Linked DNA regions of Mus musculus: regions 1 and 2 are each linked to region 3. The links are chromatin loops, found by intact Hi-C in ENCODE. Cell type or tissue: left cerebral cortex. All regions are shown on one strand.

Evidence for each region. Hi-C counts contacts between places; a loop is a spot of excess contacts. Peaks named below come from ENCODE experiments on the same cell type or tissue, not always from the same donor. Only the 100,000 strongest peaks of a DNase experiment are listed, where the experiment ranks them.
Region 1: a loop joins it to region 3, with 4 times the contacts of the local background. A loop is called at or near these places in 4 of 42 quality-filtered maps.
Region 2: it touches region 3 in a loop (2.3-fold over the local background); 3 of 42 quality-filtered maps call a loop at or near these places.

The regions. Positions count from the first base shown.
Region 1 is chr6:22,293,720-22,296,219 of GRCm38, reverse strand. All of the region lies in intron 3 of Wnt16 (wingless-type MMTV integration site family, member 16), which reads right to left. Among named protein-coding and RNA genes, the nearest start is that of Wnt16, 6.7 kb to the right of the region's middle. In left cerebral cortex, no CTCF peak of the experiment used is centred here; no DNase peak of the experiment used is centred here.
Region 2 is chr6:23,456,928-23,459,427 of GRCm38, reverse strand. All of the region lies in intron 8 of Cadps2 (Ca2+-dependent activator protein for secretion 2), which reads left to right. Among named protein-coding and RNA genes, the nearest start is that of Gm38775, 110 kb to the left of the region's middle. In left cerebral cortex, CTCF peaks have their summits at 1,276 and 1,479 (motif pointing right); a DNase peak (open chromatin) is centred at 1,482.
Region 3 is chr6:23,248,473-23,250,972 of GRCm38, reverse strand. It overlaps a transcript of Fezf1 not described here. Among named protein-coding and RNA genes, the nearest start is that of Fezf1, 1.5 kb to the right of the region's middle. In left cerebral cortex, a CTCF peak has its summit at 1,248 (motif pointing right); DNase peaks (open chromatin) are centred at 746 and 1,944.

The DNA.
Region 1 (2,500 bases), 950 kb after region 3:
TTCTGTCAACATGTTAGGGCAAAATGAAAAATTAATCTACCCAATTCCGTAAGTTAAAAATTAAGCATATTATTTCACAAAAGCAGTTTAAATTCTACTTACAGCTCTTATCAAAACTACAAAATGACCAAGGCTCTATTACTACTGAGATGTCTGCTGAAGGGCATTTTTCTAAAATTCTAACAGTCTAACCACAAAGAATATTTCAAACTATTGTACTGCAGATTTAAACGAGAACATATGATATTGATTTGTACAACGTTTAATACTTCTCGGTAGCATTTAAAACAATCAATTGAACAGTACTCAAACCCTGTCCTTTTTTAGAACATATGATATCATAATTTTTATTCCTAAAGCTTCAAAACTAATAATTACATTTATTTCTTAGTATACAGAGTGGAACCACCCTATTGTGATAAAAGAACAACTTATTGAATAAGATATGGCACATAGATAACCTGATTTATGACATTTGATATTTGCAAAATACTTGCTTCTTTAAGAGATCTATAGATAAAGTTTAAAATTCAGAAAAATGTTTAAAATTAATGCAATCAGTGACCTTTGTTCGTATTTTAAGTGGTAATGGATACGGGGGGGGGGGGGAGAGAACTCAGTTAGTGTAGGTAATAAAATAAATTGTCCGAGAAGCCCAGACCTGAGAGTAAGATAAGTGTATGTTTAAACCAGATCAGCGTTCCTGATAGTCATCACTTGCTGATTTAAAGCTGCCGTCCCTTCAGATCATGACTGAGAGAGAGCCCAACTTCCTTTTACTCTCTACTTTAGACATGGGTGTTGTTGGTTTGCAAAGCACCAAAGACAGAGTGGATGGCACATCAAATAAATGACCTTTGAACTGTTCACTCACACAAAGCAGTTTTAAAACATCCGCAGTGGCTTACCTGACTGAGAAGAGGTGACAGCAAGCAAAGTCACTGCTGGTGGGGTCAGTGCCCCCCCCCTCCCTCCCCAAGCCCAGAAGCTGACGGGCTGGCCTCCAGCTCCCTCATAACTGTCCCAGCCAGTGTGAGTCCACCCAACTGCTTCAGGGTTTGCAAGAATAAGAAAAGAGACTTGCAAATTTGATTTTGTCAGCTACTAAGCTTAAATTAGGATTTTGAGGGATTTTCCTACTCTAGAGAACAACTCTTTTTAAATCTCAGTGTTCCTGAATTTCCACTATTATGTTTTTAAACTTCTAGTTCTATGACTTTTAATCAAAATTGTCCCTAATGTGAGTAGAAGAAATATTCTTATATTTTTGGTTGTGAGCCTAGCATTTAATGGCTGAGCCATATCTCCAGCCCAGAAATAGTATTCTTATCACAGATGTGACACATATTTTTCTCTCCAAGAATTTACATATATAAATGAACTTCGAGGAGAAGAATTCCACACATTTCACATACAATTTGTCCCCATAATATTCCAGAGATAGAACTCGGAATTGAAGTTGAGCAGGACAGTTACTGCTTGGAGAATTTTATGAAACGAGGAGTTTCAGGCTACACACACACACATACACACACACACACACACACACACACACACACACACACACACACACTTCCACTTTGCCCGCATCAGTGTTTCTTGGAACAGATTTTCACAAATCACGTACTTGATCTGGTTTTATAGCAAGAAATTCTTTTTACTTAATATGTAGTTAATGAACAAGTACTTAGTTGTGATTCCAATTTTATGGAAAAATAAACAGCGTGGTTAAGACACTTGTCTTACATAAATTGGTGATATATGATATAAAGTCTTTATAACTCAGCAAGATAATCTTAGAAAAACAGAGGAATGAAAGTGGAAAAATAAGTATATTTAAAGATCTTGCCGAAACTCTCCAAAAGGTGTGCCCTGTATCTTCTCTGCTGCGGTTCTTAATTAACGTTAAGCAGTTAGTGTGGGCTGCAGTGGTTGCTTGATGTTTTCTGGTAACTGGAAAAGAGAATAGCAACCAAATGGATTGTGTGTGGTTATGGGAAAATTCCTTTCTCTCCTCTATTTAAGTTGTCAAGGTTTATAACAATGGTAACAAAGGAAGGTTTTGTTAACTATTGCAAACAGATGTGCCCATTTTGTTGGCCATAGTGTAAACAATGGGAGAGCAATTAGGAAGGTGGCATTTAACCTGCAGGGGTTCCTCATGGAAGCTTTGGGTTGGTAAGATTCTAATGCAGTGAATTAGGAAAGATGTATCCCTGCAACTCCGTGCAAAAACAGACACCACCGAAGAGATGGTTTAAGGACTCATTGCCTCCCAGTTTTAAGTCAAACTTAATGCAGATTGTTTTCTACACACTGCTTTATCCAGACTTTCCTAGGAATGGCCAGAAACTGGCGTGGAACATTTTGTAACCAACAATTCATTGTGCAAGCCGTGAGAGGACCTGTTTGATTTAGGAACACTGCGAGTTAGGATTGGATGGATGATCATGTAGCGGTCCTATTCCTCCGACCCACTTCATCTCTTTCTACCCCCAAA
Region 2 (2,500 bases), 210 kb before region 3:
AACACAGTGTAGATCAGCACGGCCCAGCCTGTGCAGAACACAGTGTAGATCAGCCCAGCATGGCCTGTGCAGAACACAGTGTAGATCAGCACAGCATAGCCTGTGCAGAACACAGTGTAGATCAGCCCAGCACAGCCTGTGCAGAACACAGTGTAGATCAGCACAACCCAGCCTGTGCAGAACACAGTGTAGATCAGCACAGCATAGCCTGTGCAGAACACAGTGTAGATCAGCCCAGCATGGCCTGTGCAGAACACAGTGTAGATCAGCCCAGCATGGCCTGTGCAGAACACAGTGTAGATCAGCAAGGCCCAGCCTGTGCAGAACACAGTGTAGATCAGCACGGCCCAGCCTGTGCAGAACACAGTGTAGATCAGCCCAGCATGGCCTGTGCAGAACACAGTGTAGATCAGCACAGCATAGCCTGTGCAGAACACAGTGTAGATCAGCACAGCATAGCCTGTGCAGAACACAGTGTAGATCAGCACAGCATAGCCTGTGCAGAACACAGTGTAGATCAGCACAGCATAGCCTGTGCAGAACACAGTGTAGATCAGCACAGCATAGCCTGTGCCGAACACAGTGTAGATCAGCACGGCATAGCCTGTGCAGAACACAGTGTAGATCAGCACAGCATAGCCTATGCAGAACACTAGATTCCATTAAGAAGCAGATAATGCTGGGCAACAACTGAATAGGACAGTGTGCTCAGGAATCCAGTTTTGACACCAACATTTAAGACTGATTGGCATTCTGTTTTCTAAGGGAAAAGTAACGCATGCTCTTAATGGAAGCAAAACGAACTAAGCAAAACTATTTCGGCTCTATGAAGAGAAGGTGGAGAAAGTCATTTACAGATCATCGTCTGCTAAGAACTCGCTCTTTCTCACTCTCTAATTGGTATTCATTTTTTAAAAAATCCGTAATTACCATTAGATTGGCTTTGATTCTTCTCTGCAGAATTATCTTGATCTAGCAAAGATTTATGTGATAACAGTTCAGATATTTATCCCCAACTTCATATGTAAAAGGAGGTGGTTTTGCTTATGGTTAAATTTTAAAATTAGGACCCGGAATGCTTTTTAATAGCTAGTGAAATAAATGTTCTGCTCAGCATGGTCCTAGCAGCTAAGTTGTTGTGTAGGTGGTAGTGACTGAACCTATAGCTTCGCTCAAGCCACTGAGCGACAGGTTCAGTCACCAACGGTGGGTTTCTTTCTCATTAGATCCATTTTTGACCTATGAATATATGACTCTAAAATGGTTCCATTGAGGTGAAAATATTGAGTTATTTGAACTAATGCATGTTAGAGTCCTCGAAAAAGTACTGATTCCTTGCACACACAAATCCCTTAAAATGAAAGAAGAGAAAAGTGCAGGTTTTATACCCAAGTTGTAAGAGGAGTGACTTCAGGGCATCTTTGGAGGCAGCTGCGTAGATCATTTGACAAAAGGAGTGAGGCGTGTGTCCACTAGATGGCGCTAGCGTTCCCCACAAATAGAAGCTATTGACTACAGACTTGGGGTTAAGAAGCACTATTTACAGACTGGAGTCACCAAGACATTTTCTTTTCAAAAATGCAAAAATAAGAGGTTAGAAGGAGGTGAAGTGGCAGTTCATTTTGGACATCTCAAGCTTGTCAAGACACTTTACTGAATTAATATAGAGCAGCTTTAATATGTGGTGATATGTGGTAATTACAGCTACCACAAGGTCAGAGCTATCTGACATTGAAATGCCGAAATGTTGGATAGATGTCAAAGGTTGTTCTTCTTCTTTTCTGTTGACTCTTTGGATTTCATTTTCCATTTTATTTCATTTCTACAGGCTACAGGCTACAGACTTGTAGGCACAGAAATCACAAACATGGCATTATTGAGCTTTAAGCTAAAGGAGGAAAAAAACATATGAACCTAGAGAAGTGAATTCGAACCCCTTCGGACGCAGGTTTCTTGTTACCGTTGGCTTTGTTATTCGTTCTCCTGCACAGAAAATGAGAGGAATCTTGAACTTCAAAGTAGAGTTTCCTGTAATAGTGTGCAGTTAGTTTGTTTGGGGTTGGGTGATAAATAGAGTGAATGTAAGAAATTTCGTAGCTTTGAAAGCTAAAGCTGGTCTCTAGAAATTTCCCTTGTTGGGATTGGACAGATGGCTCAGTGGGTAAGAACCCTGGCTGCTCTTGTAAAGTGCCCTGGGCCTAGCACCCACATGGCAGCTCACAACTGTCTATAACTCCAATCCCTGGGGATTTGACACCATCTCTGGCCTCTGCAGGTACCAGGCATGTGTGTGGTACACAGACATACACGCAAGAAAAATACTCGAGCTGGAGAGATGGCTCAGTGGTTAAGAGCACTGACTGCTCTTCCAGAGGTCCTGAGTTCAGTTCCCAGCAACCACATGGTGACTCACAACCATCTGTGATGGGATCTGATGCCCTCTCCTGGTGTGTCTGAAGAGAGCAATTGTGTACTCATATACATAAATAAATCATAATTT
Region 3 (2,500 bases):
CTTTTAAAAGTTAGTGTCCACTAAAGAGGCAAATAAAGACTTTTTTTTTTTTGACCCGTTGAGGAGGGGGAGGGGGAGGGGAAGAAGAGAAGAGGGAGGGACACGCGACGAACGCAAAAGAGACTGGTGGCACTCAATCAAGAAGGCAGGTAACGCTCCAGAGGCCGGTGAGTTGTTCAAATCAGCTGGGGGCTCCAGTGCTTTCCGCGGCCGAGCAGTTTCTCGCCTTTCTGCTTTCTTCTTTAAACTTGTTCCGGGGAGGGAGGAGTGCAGCAGGAGGGAGATTTTTTTTTTTTCCGCTGTTAAGAAAGCAGGTAGGAAAGGGAATCTGATCCGCCCCAAAAGGCAGCAATTAAAGTCTTAACCTCTACCCATCTGTCTTGGGACAGGGACACTCCCGACCCCGCCTTTCCTTAAGCAGTCCAGGTCACCCGCACCCTTTGTCTGATCAGGGTGAAGGACCAAGGTTCTGCGGCCCCAAAAGCAAATCGAACGAACATTTCCAGTTGGGGAAAAACTGAGGCCCCAAAGGATTCCAGAATGCCTCCGGATTTTTGTGTTGCCTCCTTTTCTCTGCCAGGGTGCCCTGCCCAGACTCCTACTCTTCTCTGCCTCTCAGGTCTGCCCAGCTAGAAGTGCCTGGGTACCTGAAAGAAGACACTCCCAGGCCTAGCCACCAAGGCGGGCCACAAACAGCCAGACTTTTCCACCATCTGGCTTCTTAGCCGCTGCAACTTTCAAAAAGACTTCTGTTGGCCCCTGTTTTATTTTATTTTTCCCAGCAATTATTTCTCCAGCATCCACTTAGCCGTCCCGCCTCGCTGTCAGGCCTCAACAACTCGCTGTCTTCGTTTCCACCCAACTGGGCTTCCCTGGCAGTGTTTAAACTGACTCGCACCGTCTGGGTGGGGCGGAGGAGCCTGGTGGTATGAGCTAGAAAGGGGGTTTGGAGAAGGAGAGATCTTGAAAGCCAGTTGCCTCCATTCGAATCCCAACTTGGCACCTTCCAATACATTAGCCTTAGGCTCAACAATCCTAGGCTCCCACATTCACCTCCCACTGCTGGCCCTTTCCAGGGTTCTCACCAGAGGACAGCACATCTTACTCTTGGCCAGATACCTGGCGGATACTTGGTCCACACACGGTAGAGTTAACTCACCAGGCTGACGGTGCTTGGAGTTTGCCGGCAGCTCCTTCCCGCGGCCTCCAGGAGGCGGTTCAGGGCTCATCGCTCAGCTTCCTCCGGGAACTGGCTTGAGAACGGCGGGGGTTTGTCTACGGTCCGCAGCCCCAGGAGCGTGCCTGGGGTTCTGCTCTCGGCGACCGAAGGCTCCCGGTTGACCTCTCCGGGGAAGGCGCGCGCCGCTACTCGGGCGGGAGCCGCGGGGACCCGCGCAATGGGAGCCTCAGCGTCCGGCCTTTTCATGGAAAGCTCGCCCAGCTAGCGAATTTGGGCCCCAGGCGTCACACCAGGAGGGCGCTGGGCGCGCGGGGGAGGGTGGGGGGGGGTAGGGGACGCTTAGGGTCTCCAAACGCTCGGGGGGGGGGGGCAGAAATGGTCCGTGACCACCACACTTTGTTCGTCTGCGCGCACAGACACGCGGGGTATCGCGTGCACTGATGAGCCGCACGCAGACGCTGGCAGCCAGGGTAGGGATCGACAGATTGTATTCCCCTTCTCCGCTCCACGTTTAAAACCCTCTGCTCTGGAAGAGCAGTGGGCGCAAGTTCTTTGGAGAAATGCCCTTTCGGGGTTCTCTCTGGAAACTCAAGGAAGCGCGCTCACGCGTGTGTTTGTGTGAGTTCAATCCGCGTCTAGGTCTCTGGCCGTGTGGCTCCCTCTTATTCTTTGCAACTCAACTTTGTGGTGCTGGTGCGTCTTTCCCAGGCCTATTGCCATGGGCATCGCTTTGACAAAACCACAAACGCATAACAAGCCTCCCAAGGCCTTTACATCTCAAGGGCATTTTGGGAGGCCAGTTACCTGCTGGTGTCTTCCAAACGGTCCAGACGCGGCTCGAGCTGCAGCGACTCCTTGATTCAGGGAATGAGCACCACCTCCCGACCTCACCCCCCAGACCCCCTCGAGTCCCGGAGGATGAAAGTGGGCTGCGTAGGAGGAGGCATCGTGGCCCGAACTGAGCTCAGGCAAGCCAAGCACAGAAACCTCGGATTTTGCCGTCAGAGGTTTCCTGGTCAAGGCTTTCTAGAGCCTGGCGTTTGATAAATATAGCCTGGCATTTGCCCCTGAATTAGACTCTGTTTCCTTATTTAGCCCTAGCACAATGATTTTAGATGATGTCACTTAGAGCTAAACGAGAAAATTGATCTCAGATTTGCTTGGCCTCTAAAGCCTGGTTAAGCAGATTGAGAATTAAAAAGACAGAGGAAGCTAGGGGGAGGGGCAGCTGAAGGGTAGAGAAGTGTGTGCGGGCGAGTGCTTGCGCGTCGGGGAGGGCTCTGCGCGTTGCAGAGAGCGCCCCCGCCTCTTCTGGGCGGG